Regions from separate parts of the Homo sapiens genome. Here region 2 is linked to region 1. The links are chromatin loops, found by intact Hi-C in ENCODE. Cell type or tissue: PC-3. All regions are shown on one strand. Links, peaks and the distances in the headings refer to the core of each region. The heading gives the core; the rest is flanking DNA. Region 1 overlaps EDEM3 (ER degradation enhancing alpha-mannosidase like protein 3). Region 2 overlaps NIBAN1 (niban apoptosis regulator 1).

Region 1 (11,560 bases), core at 1,328-6,327:
CATTTCTCACTAGTTCTTTCTAATACTACTCTCCAGTCTGGTCTACAGTAGAACAATTCCTTTAACCTTCTTGCTTCCCAGGAAAGCAGTGGTGTTTTCCAAAGACAAGCAATATAGTATTATTAAGAGCAAGAACTCTGGACTTGGAGCAGGACACCCTGAGATGGCTCTGCCACCTCTCATCTGGGTTACAATGGGAAAGTTACCTAGTCTTCCTGAGCCTGTTTCTTCATCTCTGCAAAATGAAGACAATGGTTTGCCAGCCTCACAATGTTGTTAGAAGGATTAAGCAAGTTAATATAATGAAAGTGCTTAGAACTAATATCTGGCAAATAGGAAGCATGATGTAAGAATTTACTGCTGCTACTGATAACGACTACTACTATCATTATTATTTATTTCCTGCCTAAATTGAAATTGCCCTCCTAAAATCCACTTAGCCTGTAACTCAGAACTTGTTCTCCAGATAGTACATAGAACTTGCTTAAAGCGCATACATTCTTTCCTGTTCTTGGCATGTGCCCTTTGAACTTACTTTCTATTAATGTAATAGAAGGTTCTATTAATGCTATTTCTTAATAGAAATGTCCTGCCAGCTTTAGGTAGATTACTACAACTCTGCCATCTCTGGACTTAAATCTAGGGATTTTTGGGTTTTTAACACTTATTGGCATGACTATTAATAACGACTATGTTTGACAAATGTCTAGCCCCAGTCAGTCTGCAGTTTACCCACAGTGAATTGCACAGATGGCTTTCTCGTTTACCAAATGACATGAATTTGATGTTTATCTTAGCAGTTCTTGTGTGACCTTATTTAACCCCAGGCCACAGTCACTTTAGGGCTTCTGTTAGCATGTTTTGAGTATTTGTGTTCAGTTTAGTTTGCAGATTAATTTAGATGACAAAATGACATGTATTTGGGCCATCCAAATGTAGAACCTTTTTGGAGCTCCCAGTGTTTTTCCTGTCTGTGTTAGACAACTCAAACTGTTACAAGCAAAAACTATATTCTGGTAAGAGCCCTAAACATTAAAAATAAGCTTGGATAGAGTTGGTAAGCACAATTTCCTTTAGTAGAATCGTACCTAATAACCACTATTAAGCTTGATTTTGTGAAAGCAACAGTAGAATAGTCTTTATTAATCAAACCAAAGGAACTCTTTCAAAATGAACTTCCTGTGCATTTCTAGATTTATGTACATTTTTTTGGAGTGCCTCTCCCCTACCCCCCAATGTTTAAAAAAAATTTTTATTGTTGTAAAATATACATAATATGAAATTTACCATTTTAACCATTTAAGTTTACAGTTTTGTGGCATTAAGTACATTCATATTGTTGTGCATTCATCTCTAGAAATTTTTTCATCTTCCCAATCTGAAACTCTGTACTCGGTGTTTCTCTTTAATGGTTCATTCATCAGAAACAGTAATTCTGTAAACAAAGTATTTTAGGCATGGTACTAATGGGAGTAAGGGAGATATAAATTTATATTTACCTTTTTTTGTGTAGACTGTTGTGGGACTATCATCTATGAGTCATTGTTCCTTGGCCTTTGCTTTCAGAACATCCTAAAACCCTACCAAAATTACACAAGAAATTCTATAGTATCCTCTCAAAACATTTTGTAATCACACTCTGATACTCTACATAGAATTTTAATTCAGTAGAACCAGATCGTTCAGCTAATTCATCTTTTTTAGATATAATTTACAGACAATAAAATTTCAAATTGAGTGCACAATTCTTTTTTGACAATTGTATACAGTTGTTTAACCACCATCACAGTCATGATACAGAACATTTTCATCACCCCAAAAATTTAACTCATAGTTATTTGCAGTAAATTCCTTCTCCCCACCTCTGACGCCTAGCAACCTTGATTTGTGTTTTGTCACTACACCTTTCTCTTTCCTAGGATTTCATATATATGGCATCATACAGTACATAGTCTTTTGATTTACTTTCTTTCATTTAGCATGATGCTTTTGAGATTTATCCATGTTGTTGGAGATATATTGTAATTCCTATTTATTGCTCAGTAGTGTTAGTTGATTTGCTAGAACACAATATTGGAGATATATTGTAATTCTTATTTATTACTCAGTAGTATTAGTTGATTTGATTGAACATAATTTCTTTGTCCATTCACCATTTAATGAGTATTTGACTTATTTTTGGTCTTTGGCTATTATTGTATTAATAAAGCTGCTGTCAACCTGTGAGTGCAAGTTTTTATTTGGGCATACATTTTCATATATTTCCCACCTAGGAATAGGATTACTAGGTCATATGGCAAGTGTAAGTTTAACTTAATAAGAAATGCCAATCTTTTCTAAAATGGCTATAATATTTTGCATTTCCCACCAGCAGTGTATGAGTTTTAATTATTCTGTGTCCTTCCACTTGGTATTTCCAGTCTTACTAATTTCAGCCATTCTGTTGGGTGTATAGTGGTAGTTCATTGTGATTTTAATTTGATTTTTCCTGATGATTAATGACATTGAAAATTTTCCCATATGCTTATTTGCTATTCATATATATATATATATATATATATATATATATATATATATATATTTGTCATTTGTTCTGTTATTACTGAGTTATAAAAGTTAATATGTTCTGGATATTAGTCCCTTATCAAATATATGCTTTGGATATATTTTCTCCCAGTCTGTGCTTTACATTCTAATTTTCTTAACAGGAACTTTTGAAGCACAAATACTTTAAATTATGATCAATCCAGTTTATTATTTTTCTCTTATGATTCATGCCTTTTATAGCCTACCTAAAAAATATTTGCCTAGCCCAATGTCACAAATTTTTTCTTGTTTTTTTTTCCTAGATGTTCTATAATTTTAGCTTGTTCATTAGATCTATAACTGATTTTGAGTTAATTTTTGTATATGATGTGAGGTAAAGGTGGATTTATATATTTTTTTAATGTGGCTGTCTAGTTATTCCAGCACCATTTGTTGAAAATAATATCCTTTCCCTACTGAATTATTTTGAAATATGTGTAAAAAAATTGGTTTATCATGTATACATGGGTGTGTTTCTAGACTCTGTATTTTGTTTTGTTGATCTATCTACCCTTATACAAATATCACATTGTCCTGATTATTGTAGTTTAATAGTGGGTCCTGAACTCAGGCAGTTTAAGTCTTTCAGCTTTGTTGTTCTTTTTTAAAATTGCTGAAGTTACCAGATCTAGGAGCAAAGAGTCAGTTTTTGATGCTGCTTTGACTTGAGTGGTTTAGAGCAGAAGTCTGTTACCTCAAAGCCCTAGTAAATTTAGAGTCTGATATGGAGGGTCTATTATGATTTATTTTATTTTATTTTATTTTATTTTTGCTCTTTCAGCTAGGCACATGTTCTACTTAATTTATATAGGACTCTCATCATCTGAGTTTTATTTCTGAGTGATAATTATTAAATGTTTCTCATGGCTCTGAGTCATATCAATATGAATTACGTATCCCTCAACAATAAACTGTGAAGAGAGAGGAGGTATTACTGTGCCTCAAAAAGCCAGGATGTTTGAAGCTTGATAAGGCTGTTAATTTGCCACGTATGCATTGCTCTGAATTTGTGCAAACTGTCTGTAGTTTGCTTTGTGGTTAACCCAAAGAAAAAGGTGTGGTTGTATTTTTATTCTTAATCTTGAAACAAAGAGACAAAGTATTTTTACACCTGGTTTGAAACTCCCTTATTTGATTATTCTGGGTTGCAATTGCTATTAATATTTTTATTATCTAGATTAATTTCAGGATTTGAATGGCATATTTAATTTAGAGTTTGAATTTATATTAATTTCAGACAGAGGTATGTGTGTGTCTGTGTGTTAGAAAACCCTAAAAAACAGCAGTATGAAGTTTTCTATGCAGTGTTTAAAATAGTAAGGAACTGTTTACAACCTAATTAACATTTGAATGATGTTTTACAAAGATTCTTTCAAAATACATTAGGAATTTTAAAAAATTTTTGTATTTCTTCTAAGTGTTGTTTATATGTGTTAAATATAAAACTATAAAGCAATAAAAATGTACATTCTGGGAAATCAGTTCTGTTGGAATTGACACATAAAAGAGTAGTCAGGAATTTGACACATGAAAAGATACGTGTAAAAGTAATTAGGGGCTGGGCATGGTGGCTCACGCCTGTAATCCCAACACTTTGGGAGGCCGAGGCAGGTGGATCACCTGAGGTCAGGAGTTCAAAACCAGCCTGGCCAACTTGGTGAAACCCCGTCTCTTCAAAAAGACAAAATTAGCCAAGTATGGTGGCGCACACCTGTAATCCCAACTATTCTTGAGGCTGAGGCAGGAGAATTGTTGAACCTGGGAGGCAGAGGTTGCAGTGAGCTGAGATTGCACCACCACACTCCAGCCTGGGTGAAAGAGTGAGACTCCGTTTCAAAAAAAGTAATTAGGAATTTATGCTGAAATATTATATATAATATTAAAATTACATGGTATTGAACTCAGAATTTAGTAGCTGTATGTGGATTCTGATGCTATCAAAACATGTGTTGCCTAGAATCCTCTACCCAGGAATGGATCATTACAGAGCACGCAATTTTCTAAATGTCTGAAAGGTTGCCATCTTCAATGCAAAGTATTCTTTAACCTGCTTTGAAAGTTATTTCCCCCCCTTTCTGTGTGTATTTTTTCCTTCCCTTTCCTATGTGTTTAGTGTTCCTGGCCACTAGTCTGTATTTCTGCTGCTAATTTGCTATGAGTTTGGAATCTAAATAAGTTGACTGAGAGGCAGTAGGAGAGAGTTGGACATGGAATTGGGAGTTTTTTTGCTGAATTTCAAGAACTAAGAATCATATGGACATTCACATAATAAAAACAAGTCATATACAAGATACAAAAGACCACTCTAGTCTTAGAAACTTTGCCATAGCAACACCCAGCAAATGCAAGAAGAGTATAGAACTGTATCTTCAAACTTCTGAAGGAAAAAAAACTGTTCCAGCCATTTTATAACCATTCAAATTTTTCTTCCAATAAGGCAAAAGACAGCCTAACCCAGGAATATCAGAGAACTACAATACCCGTTATACTCTTATTTTAAAACAAATAAGCAATAAAATACCTGAGTATATCAGGCAATCAAGAGATGAACAAAGTAAAAACTAAGAAATTGGAGAAGCCTTAGAAAAATGCTGTGCATCAATTCCACTTGGGTTCTAACACTAGCAACTTGGGGAATTATGGTTCCAGACCAGAATGTAGATGTTATAAACCTTCAAAGTCTTTGTCAAAGCATCAAAACTTTTCTTTCTGATGGTTATAAATATAAGAAAAATGAAAAAAATAGCAAAACTATTATTTACTATATGGTAATTAAAAATATTAGAAACATTGAAATTTAAGGTCATTTCATTTTATTTTTTATTTTTTATTTTTATTTTTTTTTGAGACGGAGTCTCACTCTTGTTGCCCAGGCTGGAGTGCAATGGCGAGATCTCGGCGCAGTGCAGCCTCTGCCTCCCAGGTTCAAGCAATTCTCCTGCCTCAGCCTCCCGAGTAGCTGGGATTACAGATGCCTGCCACCACACCCAGCTAATTTTTTGTATTTTTAGTAGAGATGGGGTTTCACCATGTTGGCCAGGCTAGTCTCGAACTCCTGACTTCAGGTGACTCACCCACCTTGGCCTCCCAAAGTGCTGGGATTACAGGCATGAGCCACCACACCTGGCCTTATTATTATTATTTTTTAAACAAAAGACTCATTAAGAGTAGTTTAAACAGTGCTTTCTTTGCTGCCTTCTCATTGTATAACTTCAGTTACAGAGGAGGCATCTTTTCTATACTTGGTGAATTGGCATACTCCTTTCTAAATTTGGATCAGCTTCAAATATTTTGTCCTTTGCTCTTTCAGTGTCATGAAATATCTGAGGATTTCTTTAATGGGAAGTTTTTTTGTGGGCATAGCTTTTTCTGTGACATCTTCAACCTTTATGTCACAACCACTTTCTTAATGTGTGTCAATAACTTGGCCTTTATTAAGTTTCTGTGGCTGCTTATCTGTAGTCTCTTGAATGGAGAAAGTGTCGACATTCCCATGGTCAGCTAAAATTTGTTGATAACCTCATTTATGTTCAATTCAAATTTCACTTCGTGTTGTCACCTTTTATTTCTTTGCCAGACTCTCATGTTTGTTGGCTAATTCTCCTTTGTTCATTTTTGTAAACTATTACATAGGATTATCACGGGGCGACTAGGAGGCAACATACACTCACCTCTGTGTGAACTGAGTAAACAGAGTGATCATTCACTTGACAGACTTTGAAAGAAGTAATGTGATTGATCACTGATCATGATGAGCATGTTATTTACATAGTGATTTGTGGACTAAAGAGCTAGCATCAAAGTTTGTGTTTTACGTAATTACAGTTAATATATCATGATAACTGAAATTTGAACCATGTTGTTGGGTGTGTAACAAATTTGTAGTAATTGAAACTTGTGTATAGTGAGACCGTACAAAGTGAGACTCCCTCTAATAACATAACTGACAAAAATCCTATATTGAGGGGGAGAATTATGAGTATGTTAATCCTATTATTCTTGGTGCAGGGAGTTAGTATTACCTAAAGTTGAAACATGTACTTAACACGATTCTAACCTCAAAATATTTCTCATAATTATATTTTATTAATTTTAGAGGAATGTTTCAGAAACTGTCTCTTGGTGAAGGAAATATAAAGATCAGCAGGTCTTTATGGTTTTTATTCTTTTCTGTTAAGACCCGTGGCAAGTAGGTAGAAATGTTCTAGTCCAGTTTCACAAAAGCAACCACCCAACTTAAAGAGCCTAGCCCTGGCTCGTGGCCATGTATGCAGGGCCACCAGCATCAACTCCTATGTCCTTTGGGCATTAACATAACTCCCGCTAAAATCTGTCTTTATTCCTAATACCCATGTTGTGGTCAGTGCAGCTTTATCTTCTATACTCCACCGTTTAATTTTGGTACTTGAAAATTTCTTACTCTCAAGCTCAACTATGTGTTAAAAAATAATTTATAACATTTATTTAGCATTTCATTGTGTTTGTAGTGGGTAGGGAAGGAAGATTCCTCCATGTACTTCATTACCATCTACACCAGAAATGATCTGTCATGGTCATTATTAAAATAACAAAAATCCCAGTAATCCAAACTATAAAGTACCTATTAATAAATATTAAGAAATATGTGCAACCTATAGGATGAAACTGAATTCATAAAAGAAGATCTGAATTAATACAGTGACCTACTGTATTCTGAGAAGGGAAGGCTCAGTTGCTAAAGATATCAATTCTCCCCAAATTCAGTTCTTCCAATTAAAATTTCAGTAAAATTTAAGGAAATATCAAAGTTCTCCAGAAGGGTAAACTTAATAAAATAATTTTTATATAATAAAATAATGGTTTATTGATTTTAATGATAAAATAATTAAAATTTAATTTAATTTTTATAATTAATGATTTAAATTATTACTTTTAATCTTAATTATTTTAATGATAAAATAGTTATTTTAATAATTAAAATGAATTTAATTAAAATTAATTTAAATTTAATTATTTTATTAAAATTAAAATAATTTTAATGATAAAATAATTAAAATAATGGTTTTGGAGTAGGAATAGGCAAATAGATCTGTAGAATGAATAAATACTACAGAAATGTGTTCGCAAAAAGTTTAGAACTAATGAACCCAATATTTCAAGCCATTGGGGAAAGGATGGATTGTTTTAAAAGTAGTATTTAGAAAATTATCTATTTTTGGGGAGCAAATGCAGTTACATTCCTATTTCATATTATAAATGAAAATAGATTCCAGATGGAGTAAATATCTAAATATAAAAAAAGTATAACAGTGCTATTTTCAGAGGTTCAGGGTATCCTTTTAAGCATGCTTGAAAGCCAGAAACCATAAGGTGAAAGCAAGATAAAGTTAAAAGCCAAACAAAAGAGAAAAATGTTTACTGTGTGTGACAAACATAATGTATGAGAGTCTCTTGTGGCCAAAAAAAGCAACCAATGGAAAGATGGGCAAAAGATCAACAGACATTTCAAAAAAGAAATAACAATGGATAATACAAAAAGATGTTTATCCTTATTAGTAATGAATCTTTAGATACCATCTTTTACCTAGGAGTTTGGCAAAATGTGAACTATTGATCATTTCCTATGTTAGTGAGAATGTAATTGAGTGTAGATTGGTGTCCTCAATTTGTAGCATTTACCAAAAATTAGTTACACATACCTTTGACCCTAATGGGTCTATTTTTAGGTATCTGATACATAGAAATACTGGCATATGTTCAAAAGATACATGCACATAGGTGTTTATTGCTTCATTGTTTGTATAGAAAAAAATTGAAATCAACCTCCATGTTCATCAGTAAAGGGATACTTTGAGGAATGGGTACTGCTAAGGGGATAGACTCTGGAGTCAGGGTACCTGGCTTTGAATTCTGGATCATTTACTAGATGTGTGATCTAGGCTTACTTAACTTCTCTGGGCCTCAGTTTTTTCATCCATGAATTAGAGATAATTGAATCTACTTCAGAGCATTGTGACAATTAACTAAAATATATAGATAGAATATCACTTAGAATATAAGTACTCATTAAATATTAGCTAATGTTATCAGTTTGTAGTTATTAGAATAGAGTACATCTGTAACATTCTAAAAACGTGGGAAGAAAACTCCATTATTTAAGTGACAAATGTTAGAGCAATATGTGCATATGGCATGAACACCTGTTCATAAATAAAATTTTAGAATAATATATGTGTATGTATTTGAATGTATGTGGGATAAATCTGGAAGGATAAATGCCAGTCTTATCAGTAGTTAGCTCTAGGAAGTGAGATTGGGGAGGGGAGGGGAAGCAGATTATCAGTTTTTTAAAGAAATTTTTTGGTATTGTTTGACTTTTTTCCAAGCATGTATTACATTTGTAATTAAAGATTTTTGAAAAGATTCCACAGGGTGTAAATTTAGTACAACTTTTGACTATTATTTTATTTTTTAACTGTGAAAAAGTTATGTTCTCAAAATGATGTGTGCTTTCGCTTATTTTCCTTAGTAACTTACTAAAGTTTTCCTTGCAGGAACATGCTTACCCTGCTGATGAACTCATGCCTTTAACCTGTAGAGGTCGAGTTAGAGGCCAAGAGCCAAGTCGCGGTGACGTTGATGATGCCTTGGGAAAGTGAGTATTAACACAGGGCATGGCATGGCATCTCAGAGTTCCCAAGTCTTAGACTTTTACAGACAGTTTACATATAATAATATTTCTAGGGATTGGCTAAATTTTAAAGACTGTTTTATGTATTACATTATGCTCCTTTATTCCCTTCTGTTATCATTTATAAAAGATTAATCAGTTTACATCTTGGATCAGAGAAAAGTTAGTTGTTAAGCTGCATATAACTTAAAATATATGTAACTTTTATGTAACTTTTAAAATATTTATAAAGTCATTAGCACATTGGACTGTTGATGTTTTAATATTTTCATTTGTTTTCAGAGCTAGTGAATGTTTCTATGACTCTTGAAGATACGTAGATTCATTGAACATAAATGTAAAGGCTTTTCAGTTTCTTTCAGAGCCTTATAGGTTTCATTGTACTATAGATACATGGAAGTACTAATTTATAGAAACTACCAGTCAATAGAATGTAGATAAGTCTACTTGTACATTCATAAACTATTTAGGATTCTAATGTTTTATATCTTGTTAACGCTTGTTTCTTAGATTTTCTCTGACACTGATTGATTCTTTGGACACTCTTGTGGTAGGTTTGACTCTTCTTGGATTTATTTTATTCATGATATGCACACTTAAGTATTATGAATATGATCATAACACAGTAAGTATGAAATAGAAGCCTTCAGAATTAAAGATGTTCTGATCTTTGCTTCTAAATAAATCTTTTACACTGTTGAGTTGATGATGTCAAATGGAATTATGTAATATAACAGAGATACCCAAATAATTTATGGGGATGTCAGCTTATGTAATGGCACCTTAATTAGGAAGGTCCTTTTTTCCCCCCTTTGGACAAGGAGGTTGAAGCTATTGGAAAAAAGTAACTTTAGAAAATATCATTGATGTTGTTCCATAATGACATGCCAAAATGATATCAAAATTGTTAAATTAGAATCTTTATATTGCTGTGTTCATAAGCAAAAAATTAATTTTTCCCAGCAGTGATTTTTAGCATCAGGTGATCACTTCTTGGTACTCCTTTTCAACCTCATATAGTACAGAAATTTATTTCTGGTTCAGGACTGTTTGTGATGACAGAGGGGAAAGATTGAGTTACAGATGTCATGATTTCTAAATACAGTATCTTTTTAGTTTTTTACTCTTAGATCATTATGGTATAAAAGTAGGCTTTTGTGAGAATTTTCCTTAAGGCATAATTCTCAACTTCCAGTTAATATCCCAAGTGGTGATTAATATTTAAAAAACAAAACAAAAAACCTTTGGGGTATCAGAAATTTTTTGGAACTGGGCTTCTCAATGTTGTTTCTGCATTCTTCTTTCACTGGAGTATTTTTTTTTTAAGAACGAAAATTCTCAACTCTAAAAGCAGCTTAAGAGGTTCACTTGTGATTTAAAAAAAATAGGTCCTCCTAAGTTATTCTGATTCAGTTGTTGTGGAGTGGGACTGGGCATCCCTTCCAAAGCTCTTTGGTTCAAAAAGATGTTATGGTTGAGAAAAATCACGATTGTTAGATCTTTTTAGCTAGTCAGGGTTTGAAAGTCACAGCTTCATTTTTTGGAGATTAATGGAATATGCAAACTATATTACAGTAACTATGAGAAAGAGAAAATACTGTGTGCCTTGTTTTTGGTTTATTGGCCTTAAAGAAAACATATGGAAGAGTCTGATTACAAGCTAGAAGAGTTCAAGAGGCAAAAATTCCCAGGAGATAAACCCAGGGAGAAGAATTAGATTAACAAAGTGATACTAAAATGTATATGTGTATGGAGGGTGGGGATAGTGGAACAGTTATGTCTCATTCCAAAAGTGATAGATGCACTGTATGTGCCTGCATTTATTACTGCCCACTTGATGTGGACTTTGAGATTGAGAAGGGAGAGCTGTCAGTTTAAAATCAGGTTTCATGTTATGTTTTAGTCAGGACTTACCCTAAATTTTACTTTTACTGAATTTAGGGAGATACTCTTATGGAATGTTTTATAAATTAGAATTTTTACGTATCAAATCAAGTGAAAAAGCACAACAAATTATTATCAAACAAGGAGAGATTAAACAGTTAAGTAAAGGAAAACTACTTTTAATGTACTTAGGCTCTAGGTAACATCTCATGGGCGGCCTTAATTTAGACTGAAAAATCATAGCAGCCTGTGTGATGACAGGGACTACTTTTGCTGCTCATTGCAAGAATCTACAAAATTCTTAGTTTAGTCAGGATTCTAGATCTGCATGGTTAATAGTTGTAATTATTTTAAGCACTTAAGTCAGACACTCTACTAAAATCATTTTACATACATTATCTTATTTAAGAAAACAACCCT
Region 2 (11,560 bases), core at 4,119-9,118, 50 kb before region 1:
AAAAAAAAAAAAAAAAAGAATGGCAATCATTAAAAAGTCAGGAAACAACAGGTGCTGGAGAGGATGTGGAGAAATAGGAACACTTTTACTTTGTTGGTGGGACTGTAAACTAGTTCAACCATTGTGGAAGTCAGTGTGGCGATTCCTCAGGGATCTAGAACTAGAAATACCATTTGACCCAGCCATCCCATTACTGGGTATATACCCAAAGGACTATAAATCATGCTGCTATAAAGACACATGCACACATATGTTTATTGTGGCACTATTCACAATAGCAAAGTCTTGGAACCAACCCAAATGTCCAACAATGATAGACTGGATTAAGAAAATGTGGCACATATACACCATGGAATACTATGTAGCCATAAAAAATGATGAGTTCATGTCCTTTGTAGGGACATGGATGAAATTGGAAATCATCATTCTCAGTAAACTATCGCAAGAACAAAAAACCAAACACCGCATATTCTCACTCATAGGTGGGAATTGAACAATGAGAACACATGGACACAGGAAGGGGAACATCACACTCTGGGGACTGTTGTGGGGTGGGGGGAGAGGGGAGGGATAGCACTGGGAGATATACCTAATGCTAGATGACGAGTAAGTGGGTGCAGCGCACCAGCATGGCACATGTATACATATGTAACTAACCTGCACATTGTGCACATGTACCCTAAAACTTAAAGTATAATAATAATAAAAAATAAAATAAAACAAAAATTATATTTATGGTTGAAAATTGAAAAAAAATCTCAATTTTTATCAACCTGAGTGCAGATAAACAATTTTTGTTTATCCATATAATGAATACTACTTAACAATAAAAAGGAATGAGCTACTGATAGATGCAGCAACATGGATGAATCTCAAAAACAAATGCAAAATAATTATGATTTCATTTCTATAAAGTTCAAGAACAAGCAAAAACTATCATGATAGGTATAAAATCAGTGCTCATATCTTGGGAGGTGCAGACTGGAAAGTGGGGTGGGGGAACTTTGGGGGTGATGGAAATGTTCTCCTTGATCTGGGTTATGGTTACATAAGTATATTTACATATTTAAAATCATTGAGCTGAACTTATCTGTACATTTTACTATATATAACTTACCTTGGTAAAGTGCTATTGTGATTAAACAAAAAAGAAAGAAGGAAACATCTTGGTGATGAGGGGAAAAAAGGAGGCTCCAAACCTGCTAATGAGGCCTTGAGATGATAAAAAAAAATCACTGCTGTCTTCTCCCATGAAGTGCATAAAATGCGTGGCCAGTACAAGGAAAGGGAAAGGAACCACCAATGGCTGAGTGAGTTCCACACCTTATCATGGACAGTAATAGATGTGTCGAGGTCAGGCATGGTGCCTAGACAGTGAATTGAATTGAAGGGAACCCAATAAAATATTATTGAATTGAGTAATTTGCCCCTGGGCCAACATGGTCCTTCTCTTATGCCCTCCAAGAAGAGAATCATGAGTGGGAATCGTCCTTTCTGTATCTCCTCTAAGAACAGGCATCTCATGCCTTTTCATCTTTATCTTCTAATCTCTTGCTCTCCAGGAGCTTCAGAAATACGAGCAGTTCATCTTTGCAGATCATACCAATATGATTCACGTTGAAAATGTCTATGAGGAGATTTTACATCAGATCCTGCTTGATGAAACTCTGAAAGGTAAGAAAGGTTACCTGGTGCTGCAGGGACACTCCATAGAGGGGAGCATCCCTGAAATAGGACTCTGTAAGGCCAGTCAGGGAGGAAAAGAGAAGAGGAAATGGACATTGGTGAGGGAGGGAGACAGACAGTGAGGAGAGGGAAGGAAAGAAGGAAGGATACTAACCTTGATTGAGTGTTATGATTAAGCACACACAAAGCTGGCACTTTAGATGTTATTTTCCCTTTTTAATACACAAATATGAATGCTGTGAGATGGGAATTTTAAGTTTCATTTTACAGATGAGAAAGTTGAGGCTTAGTGAGATTAAATCTCGGGTCTCTCATGAAGAGCTGTCTTCCTCTTGCTATTCCAGACAGAACAAAGGGAAAAGGGCTTTTCTTAGGCACAGGCTTGTAACTGCCCCTGCCCCCCACCCACCAAAGCTGAGAAGAGGCAATTCCAGCAGCAAGGCTTATTAATGGCTCTCTCAACACATTCCCAGACTCCACTCAGCCAGACAGAAAAAGGTGCAGGGTGATGATGCAGTGCCACGCAAGTCTCGGTGGGACTCCGGCATCCAGTATCCTCAGGAATCATGCCTTGCCTGGGATTGGATTGTGGATAGGAAAACTTTGTTTAAAATATGCTGGAGAGGGCTGGGCACAGTGGGTCACACCTGTAATCCCAGCACTTTGGGAGACCAAGATGGGCAGATCACTTGAGGTCAGGAGTTCAAGACCAGCCTGGCCAACATGGTGAAACTCCATCTCTACTAAAAATATTAAAAAATTAGCTGGGCATGGTGGTGTACACCTGTAATCCCAGCTACTCCAGAAGGTGAGGTAGGAGAATCGCTTGAATCCAGGAGGCAGAGGTTCCAGTGAGCCAAGATTGTGCCATTGCACTCCAGCCTGGGTGACAGAGTGAGACTCGGTCTCAAAAAAAAAAAAAAAAAAAAGCTGGAGAAGGCCACCATCAAACTGTGGACCTGAAACATATCTGGTCTCCTTTTGGAAGGTCTTGAGTATCACAAAAGACCTTCCTCAATGAAAACTGGCCAAGGACAAGCCCAAGGTCCTAGTAGCTAATTCTAGGGAATCCAGTGAGACCAGCAATATGAAGATGTCAGCACAGTGTCTACACAAAGGAAGGGCTCGGTCAAGGCCACTGCCAGCCCACCATGGGCACTTTTGGGTGATTTAGAAAAAGACTCCTTTCCTCCAGACACTTTATTGCTGTCTGTTAGAAAATTGTCACAATATATTGATTTTGTTAGAGAAGGAAACTCTGCAGCTAGATGCTGAAAAGTTATGCCGAATACACAAATCTGTTCTGTCTTTGATATGAATGGCACCCCTGAGATGTGATATTTTTGGGCACTACAGCCCCTGCACAGCCATAAGTAGGAGGCCTGTGGTCAAAAATGTCACCTGCTGTTGTTGTTGTTGTTATTGGATTTGCCCCTCTGGAGGCCTTTGAAACTGAGCTAGATGCACATGGATCTTCATTTTGGCCCTCTCCTCTGCATGTGCAGTACCGAGTACCTATTACACATTCAGGACTGTACTGCAAGGTAAAGCAGATAAGTGTAAGGCCTGGCCCTGCCCTAGAGGATTTCAGTCCAGGTGGACAAACTGGAGCCACCCATCTTAGCAGCTAATAAAATGTGCTGGGGCCTCCCTGAGGGATACAGGTGACACTACTGCAGACCCTGAGTGTCTTGAAAACAAAGGCTATAGTTTATTCATCTCTGGATTCCCAGGGCCTGTCCCATGTTAAATGTCCTGCAAATGTTTGCTGTTTGAATAAATGAATGAATGAATGCTACAGAGGCTCAGAGTTTGGAAAGAGTTTATAGACTTTGGTCATCAGGGAAGGCTCCCTGGATGTAAGCTGGGTCTTGAAATGGAGAAATTTGGATAGCCAGAGAGGCTGAAAGGGGACTTTGGCTTCTCAATAAAATCAGAAAATCATGTTTTGTTTTCTGATATCTCTCAGTGATAAAGGAAGCTGCTATCTTGAAGAAACACAACTTATTTGAAGATAACATGGCCTTGCCCAGTGAAAGTGTGTCCAGCTTAACAGATCTAAAGCCCCCCACAGGGTCAAACCAGGCCAGCCCTGCCAGGAGAGCTTCTGCCATTCTGCCAGGAGTTCTGGGTAGTGAGACCCTCAGTAACGAAGTATTCCAGGAGTCAGAGGAAGAGAAGCAGCCTGAGGTCCCTAGCTCGTTGGCCAAAGGAGAAAGCCTTTCTCTCCCTGGGCCAAGCCCACCCCCAGATGGGACTGAGCAGGTGATTATTTCAAGAGTGGATGACCCCGTGGTGAATCCTGTGGCAACAGAGGACACAGCAGGACTCCCGGGCACATGCTCATCAGAGCTGGAGTTTGGAGGGACCCTTGAGGATGAAGAACCCGCCCAGGAAGAGCCAGAACCCATCACTGCCTCGGGTTCTTTGAAGGCGCTCAGAAAGTTGCTGACAGCGTCCGTGGAAGTACCAGTGGACTCTGCTCCAGTGATGGAAGAAGATACGAATGGGGAGAGCCACGTTCCCCAAGAAAATGAAGAAGAAGAGGAAAAAGAGCCCAGTCAGGCAGCTGCCATCCACCCCGACAACTGTGAAGAAAGTGAAGTCAGCGAGAGGGAGGCCCAACCTCCCTGTCCCGAGGCCCATGGGGAGGAGTTGGGGGGATTTCCAGAGGTAGGCAGCCCAGCCTCTCCGCCAGCCAGTGGAGGGCTCACCGAGGAGCCCCTGGGGCCCATGGAGGGGGAGCTCCCAGGAGAGGCCTGCACACTCACTGCCCATGAAGGAAGAGGGGGCAAGTGTACCGAGGAAGGGGATGCCTCACAGCAAGAGGGCTGCACCTTAGGTTCTGACCCCATCTGCCTCAGTGAGAGCCAGGTTTCTGAGGAACAAGAAGAGATGGGAGGGCAAAGCAGCGCGGCCCAGGCCACGGCCAGTGTGAATGCAGAGGAGATCAAGGTAGCCCGTATTCATGAGTGTCAGTGGGTGGTGGAGGATGCTCCAAACCCGGATGTCCTGCTGTCACACAAAGATGACGTGAAGGAGGGAGAAGGTGGTCAGGAGAGTTTCCCAGAGCTGCCCTCAGAGGAGTGAAAGGGACAATTTGGCTGAAGTCTTTCTCTGAAAAAAGCCAAAGGGTTATAGGGGTACACTTAGGGGTTGCATGCAAGCTGTTACCAAAAAATTTTTAAGTATTTTCTTAATTTGAATAATAAAACCAGAGGAAATGCATACAGGGCATGAGCAACTGAGGCAAACCTTTGTGGACATGAATTGTTCTACGATGAATTTTTGCTTTAGTATTTTAATAAGAATTACAAAGACAATGGCATACTTGGGGTGAGAGGGAGCTGAGGATGTCTGAGGAGGGAATAGTATTGCAGGGAAGACTGAGAAAACAGTAGGATGACAGTTTTGAGTATACTCTGCACTTTTCAATTGTGCAATCTTCTTGTGCACTTTAAGGCTTTTTAATTTTGTTTGAGAATGCAAATGTATACTGTAAGTCTACCTTTACTATCTACTATGCCTACTTCACCATCTCTTAAGGACTCGGCATTTGTCCACAGTCAGACTGCAAGAGAGGGTAGGTCATGAACAGTCACCCGTGCTGGCTGTAGCCCCCACAGAGGCAATCATGCCCAATAGATTCAAGAGAAGCTAAGCGGAAATGGAGGGTGGAAGGTGTGATCTGTGGGACTGTCTGGGCCTGTTACTCATCCTGCTATCAATTTCTTATTAATTAATCTTGATGATTCTTATTAATTAATCACATTTGCAGGAAATTCAGATGAGGCAAGAAAATTTTATTGGCCTGGGTAAGACTGAAAGCATTCCAAATTAGGCTTAGACTGTGCAAAGGGCTTAGCTAAGTTATCGAGCTTAAAACCCGTCAATTAAACAAACATTATTTGAACAGTTACTGCATGCCACGCACTGTGTTGGGCTTAGTAATAAAAAAAAGAAAAGATAAGTGCTTGTTCTAGCATAAATTAAAAGGTCCAAGGGAATTTAATCTGGAAGAGAACATATGCCAATTTTTAAACTATGACAGCTTTTTTTTTTCTCTTTCCATTCAAATAGTCCTGGTTCATTCCCAGAAGGGCACAAAATGAATGAATAAATAAATAAATGAATAAAGACAAAAGCCAAGGTGTATGCTCTCAAGTTCCAAAGATGTTATCAAAAGCTGAAATCATTTGTTTGGTCATTCAGCAAGCTAATTGAGTCTCTGTTATATACCAAGCACTGGGGATACCATGGCGAAAAACAACTTTGTTCCTTCCTCCTAGAACTTACATTTTAATGGAAATAGACAAAACACATCTTCTTAACGGATGGTGACCTATAACCATTAATGTTGAAAATGGAAGAGACTTGCTTCCAAAAGATTAAAAGGAGTTGTTCTTTTCTCCTTCAGAAAAATACCAGATCATTTCCTAAAATCTCCAGTCCCAAGTATTACATCGTGGTTTCCCTCCCCGACTTTTTATTTTATTTTATTCTATTTTTTTGAGATGGAGTCTCACTCTGTCGCCAAGGCTGGAGTGCAGTGGTGTGATCTCGGCTCACTGCAACCTCCGCCTCCTGGGTTCAGGAGATTCTCCTCTGTCAGCGTCCCAAGTAGCTGGAATTACAGCCATGCGGCACCATTCCCGGCTAATTTTTGTATTTTTGGTAGAGATGGGTTTTCACCATGTTGGCCAGGCTGGTCTCAAACTCCTGATTTCAAGCGATCCACCCACCTCGACTTCCCAAAGTGCTGGGATTACAGCGTGAGCTACCTGGCCCCTCCCCAAATTTTAACATCAGATCTCAACATATTTGTTGAGAACTTGTTTAGATCATCACTATCGAGTAAATTTATGTCAGTTCTTTAGAGCATTTGCTTCACACACAGTTCAACCATTTAACCAGAAATTAAAATATCACCCTTTTCAGCCCTCCCATGAAGAATTTCTAGGTCATAAACATGAATAATACTCAGTATATGTATAATATCATATTTAATTGTTGCAACTTTTCTTGGCGTGTTTAAATCCTCATGTCTTTGAGGGATCCCACCACAGGTGAAGGAAGTAAAGACCACTTCTCCCCCAGTCTCTGCTTTCTGCAGTGCTCACTCATATCCTGGCATTTAGCATGGTGTGTTGAAATTAGGTTTACTTCTTGTCTCTCCAAGTGGCTCCTCTCTTAAAAGACAGAAACTAGGGTTTAGTCATCATTTGTGCTTCCTGCTAGAAACCCACAGCCTTGAATAATGGCTTCCTGCCTCCTTGAGTCACTTTAATATCCCTGGTGCATAGGACCTGGCATGCGTCAGGCTGCTCGGGAAATGTGGGAACTGGACACCCAGAACACTGCTGTGCTGGGGCTATTTGGGGCCTGCTGTCAGGCAGAAAGACGTTTTGAATTGGGCTTTCTGCCCTTGTTGAGTTTTCTCTTAAGTAAAGTCCAAAGTCCAAGGGGCAGATGGCCAGATGCACTGCCCAGTAAGGCAGGAAGCCAAAGAGGCAGTGCCCAGCCCCACAAAGGCTGCCCGACTCCCTGGGACAGTAGTGTGGAGTCCCAGCCCAGGCTGACCTCACACCGGAGCTTCCTAGCTTCCTTTCTTTGCTCAATGCAGGGCTTCTTGCACCCCCTGGAAAGCTAAGAGATTTTTTTCAACCCTAAAAGAGAGTACCTTTCACTGCATTGGATGGATGAACATCAGTGCCCTAACTTTATCCATCATGTAGGTCAGGGAGGACTGGGCACTATTTGGCAGGATGTACTCCAGAATATAATCAAAGAATTTTCTGTACATATTTCACTAAAGACAAGTTTTTGGGCTGGATGTGGTAGCTTACACCTATAATCCCAGCACTTTGGGAGGCTGAGGTGAGAGGGTCACTTGAGCCCAGGAGTTCTAGACAAGCCTGGGAAACATAGCAAGATCTCATCCTTACAAAAAATAATAATGGTGTGTGCCTGCAGTCCTAGCTACTTGGGTGGTTGAGGCAGGAGGATTGTTTGAGCGAGGGAAGTTGAGGCTGCAGTGAACTATGATTTTACCACTGCACTCCAGCTTGGGCAACAAAATGAGACCCTGTCTCAAAAAAAAAAAAAAAGTTTTCTAGAATAAGCAGGATGATTGTTTAATTTGAAGATGGAACAGGAAACTAGAGTGCATTTAAAATACTCTGTCTTCATTTTAACATGTTGAATGGAATAACTGCATATCACCATGAGTTTGTTTTGCTTTTCATACAGACTTGTATGTGTCATTTGAGTGGTTTCCAGATTGGAGCGAGGTTATTCTGATCTAAATGAACAGCATTTTTTTCCTTAGCCTCTGTTTGCCACTCTGGGTATCTCTCCTATGGGCAAAGCCATTAGAAATGCATAAAACCTCGAGACATGGTTTTTGGCAAAAACTCCATGACTTTAAACTAGCTCTTTTACTACTGACCTTTCACAGAGAAAAAATATTTCCCTTGAAAAAAACTGGGCTTGTCATTTTTTCCCTTGTAGCTTTAAGCAGAGACATAAGTGCCTTGCATTACACATAGTAAACTTTCTTTAAAAAAAAAAAAAAAAGATTTTGGAGACTACCAGGGTAAGATTCCAACTTGTCCAAAAGCTTTCTGGCCTTACATATTTTATTATAAAAATTCTCAAGTCTGGTAATCTTCTATGTCAGAGCTAGTGATTTCAAAAGGTTTCACAATTCCCCAAGACAAAAGTGATTTTCGTTCATTATAATAAGGTTAAGTGATATGTGATTCATAGCAATTTTGATGTGAAGAAGGGAAGGACATCATTGACTTAATAATAGTATCAGTCGGTGCAACAGTTGGCAACATGTGCCTTCACACTTTACCATAAAGAGACGGGTTTGAGGGTTTGCCTTCTAAAGTCTGCAACTTCAAGAAAAAAAATCGACACTGTGGATTGACTTTCCCGGTCACTATATAAAGCAAATAAACTTAAAACACTTTGTAACCATGTATTTACTCTGCCAGGTGCCTATATTCCAATAAAATGTTCATCCTTGAAGAGCTGACCAGATGTCATTTATTTGGAAGGAGGCTGGTTTCATCTTTTAAGCAGATGTCACATTTGAATTGTGAGGTACAGCCCTCTGAAACGAAAAGGCGAGTCATTCTTGCTGTATCATGGACCTTTTACTTTTCTGTTGTCACGAAGGAATCTGCAGGGAAACCACTTAATGTCAGGTGTAATTATGCTTTGATAATGCATATGCTTACGTCTCCAGGAATTGGATCACATTCATAATACAGCAGTGGGCAATTATTCTTGATGTAATTGAACTGCTGTTCAAACTTAAATTTATTTTCAATGGGTAACATTGAGCAAAACATTCATTCTTTCTGTAATTATATATACAACAGTATTTATTTGCCATGTCCACAGTTGCTCATTTATCCGTGGATTCATTCATCAAAAAAATAATGACTGGTCACCTCCTATAAGCAGGCACTCCAGTGGGTGGTGGAGAAACAAGTGAACACAGTAGACATGATCCCTGACATCAGCAAACGCAAATTCCCAGGGTGGACCTGGCCAGGGAGAACCCCAAATGAGTATTTACTTCCTCACCTGGCCTACATCTTGTCTATAATCTCACCTTTAACTCTAGTCACACCAACAGCTTCAGGCGAGAGAGGAAGAAACATTGGAGAAATCAAGTTCACCAGTGAGGGGGACACTTGGTGTGGCATAAAATTAATCATTCCTTCTCCCCCTTCCATACCAAACTTCCAGGATGCAAGAATCACTTCCAGAGTGGCCCCCTCAGACCTTCTTCCACTTAGAGCCAAAATTCAGATTAGAATTAAGGGACAGGGAGTTGATTTGAAACTGTTTGCAGAGTTTTTTCTGAGGTCATATGTTTATTGGGTGTGGCTTGGACAGGATCCGTGAGTCTTGGGAGGGTCAATTAAAGCTATTCTCTCCTCAGCCACACTTGGAGCCACCCCTGCTTGAACACCACTGAATCTTTGCCACATTCTTCCTTTTGCTAAAAACATCTGGCTCTCTCATCTCCATCTGGCCAATTCCCACTTCTCCTGTAAACGTCAGGATAAGTCAGGCTAAATCCACCCTGCCCCCACAGCCAGTAACACTTTTATGAACTCTCACCCTAATTTTCTTGCCCCCTTCTGGTCATCCTCTCTCACTCTACTGCAGCATTTACCTTGCCTGTGCCTTTGGGACAGGTACCCTGTCTGTAATCTTTGTAATCACAGCAAAGGAATACAAAGCTCAATAGCAAATGTTTAATGCATGTTGAAGGGACCAGACACGGTGGTTCACACCTGTAATCCCAACACTTTGGGAGGCCAAGATGGGCAGATCACTTGAGGTCAGGAGTTGGAGACCAGCCTGACCAACATGGCGAAACCCCGTCTCTACTAAAATACAAAAATTAGCCAGTTGTGGTGGGATGCCCCTGTAATCCAGCTACTCAGGAGGCTGAGACAGGAGAATCACTTGAACCCGGGAGGCAGAGGTTGTAGTGAGCCAAGATCATGCCGCTGCACTCCAGCCTGTGTGACAGAGCGAGACTCTGTATCAAAAAAAAAGTTGAAGGAATAGATGAATAGCATCCATCCATTCCAGAAGTAGGAGACAAATGGAGATATAGCTGATGATTCCTCAGCATGCCATAAGTGGCTGTGAAGCTGGTAACTTCATTTACCCTCAGCCTACTGGGAGAGTTCCATTTCAGTGATGAAAACTGACCATCATTTGTGCATACCCACAGCTCTGGGAGGGAGCTTCAGAGCCAAGTTACCCCCAAGTCAAGCTACCTATCAATACTATGAACCGCTTCCTAGTTCTCAGGGCAGTGGCTGCCACTGGATTTTCTTAAGGTCTCTATGATGCAATCAATGCAAAAAGTTACGAAGGTCACCCTTGAATTGCACCCAAGTCTGCAAAACACAAGCAAATGCCCAAGAGTTCATGGACAGCATCTACCTCTGGCAAGCTCTTCTCCTGTGGATGGGCAGGGAACAGAGAGAAACAGATATGGTCCCTGCATTTTAGGGAGCTCAGTCCATTTGGGAAGATTGAGAAGCAAATGATGGTTCTGCAAGAAGCGGAGGAAGGGTTCTGGCAGCACAAATGTAGGGCAGCTCCTGAGTCTACTCAAAAAATGTCAAGTTTGGTTGTTGAGCTTTTTTTTTTTTTTTAAGTTCTAGGGTACATGTGCACAACTTGCAGGTTTGTTACATAGGTATACATGTGCCATGTTGGTTTGCTGCACCTATCAACTCGTCATTTACATTAGGTATTTCTCCTAATGCTATCCCTCCCCCAGCTCCCCACCCCCCGAAAAAACACATGGACACAGGGCAGTTGTTGAACTTCTTAAGCCTGCTCTTTATTTCTTGCCTCCTTTATCTCTTCTCTATCATAAACCAACAACCAAAATCCAGCTGCCTACCCTGAAGGAGACTTTTACCAAGACCCCTTTATGGCAGCCCCACACACTCTTTTCAGGAATCGGGGTCCTCTGGGAATGCTGCTCCAGACCTCCTGCAGATTCTGTTGTGTTTCTCCACTTCTGGACTCCACACAAAGCAGTATACATGTATAGTAGCAAGAACTCCCTTTGTGTTAGCAATTCCAAATTGGGGTGAGGGAGTAACAGGACACAGTTGGGATGGGAAAATGGAGGAATTCCTACAGGACGCTGAGGTGATTTTGAAGCTAAGAAGTGGCTTCTCCTGGTGAGACTTCAACTTTCCCCTCCTTGCTCTCTCCTTATTCTGTGCTATTGCCTGGACCATGTAGGGAACAGCTTTTGTGCACACTGGTTTGAGAAAGGTCATATGAAGGAAAAAAGGAAGGTGTTTCTATTTCCATC

What was found. Hi-C counts contacts between places; a loop is a spot of excess contacts. Peaks named below come from ENCODE experiments on the same cell type or tissue, not always from the same donor. Only the 100,000 strongest peaks of a DNase experiment are listed, where the experiment ranks them.
Region 2: it touches region 1 in a loop (6-fold over the local background); 16 of 110 quality-filtered maps call a loop at or near these places.

The regions. Positions count from the first base shown.
Region 1 is chr1:184,735,271-184,746,830 of GRCh38, reverse strand. EDEM3 (ER degradation enhancing alpha-mannosidase like protein 3) reads left to right here. Exons shown (of 20, transcript NM_025191.4): 3 at 9,120-9,220; 4 at 9,767-9,806. Among named protein-coding and RNA genes, the nearest start is that of EDEM3, 14 kb to the left of the region's middle. In PC-3, for the core only: no CTCF peak of the experiment used is centred there; no DNase peak of the experiment used is centred there; H3K27ac peaks cover 2,819 bases.
Region 2 is chr1:184,788,193-184,799,752 of GRCh38, reverse strand. NIBAN1 (niban apoptosis regulator 1) reads left to right here. Exons shown (of 14, transcript NM_052966.4): 13 at 1,563-1,674; 14 at 3,656-8,721. The coding sequence ends at 4,776. Among named protein-coding and RNA genes, the nearest start is that of EDEM3, 39 kb to the right of the region's middle. In PC-3, for the core only: no CTCF peak of the experiment used is centred there; a DNase peak (open chromatin) is centred at 6,922; H3K4me3 peaks cover 606 bases; H3K27ac peaks cover 3,802 bases.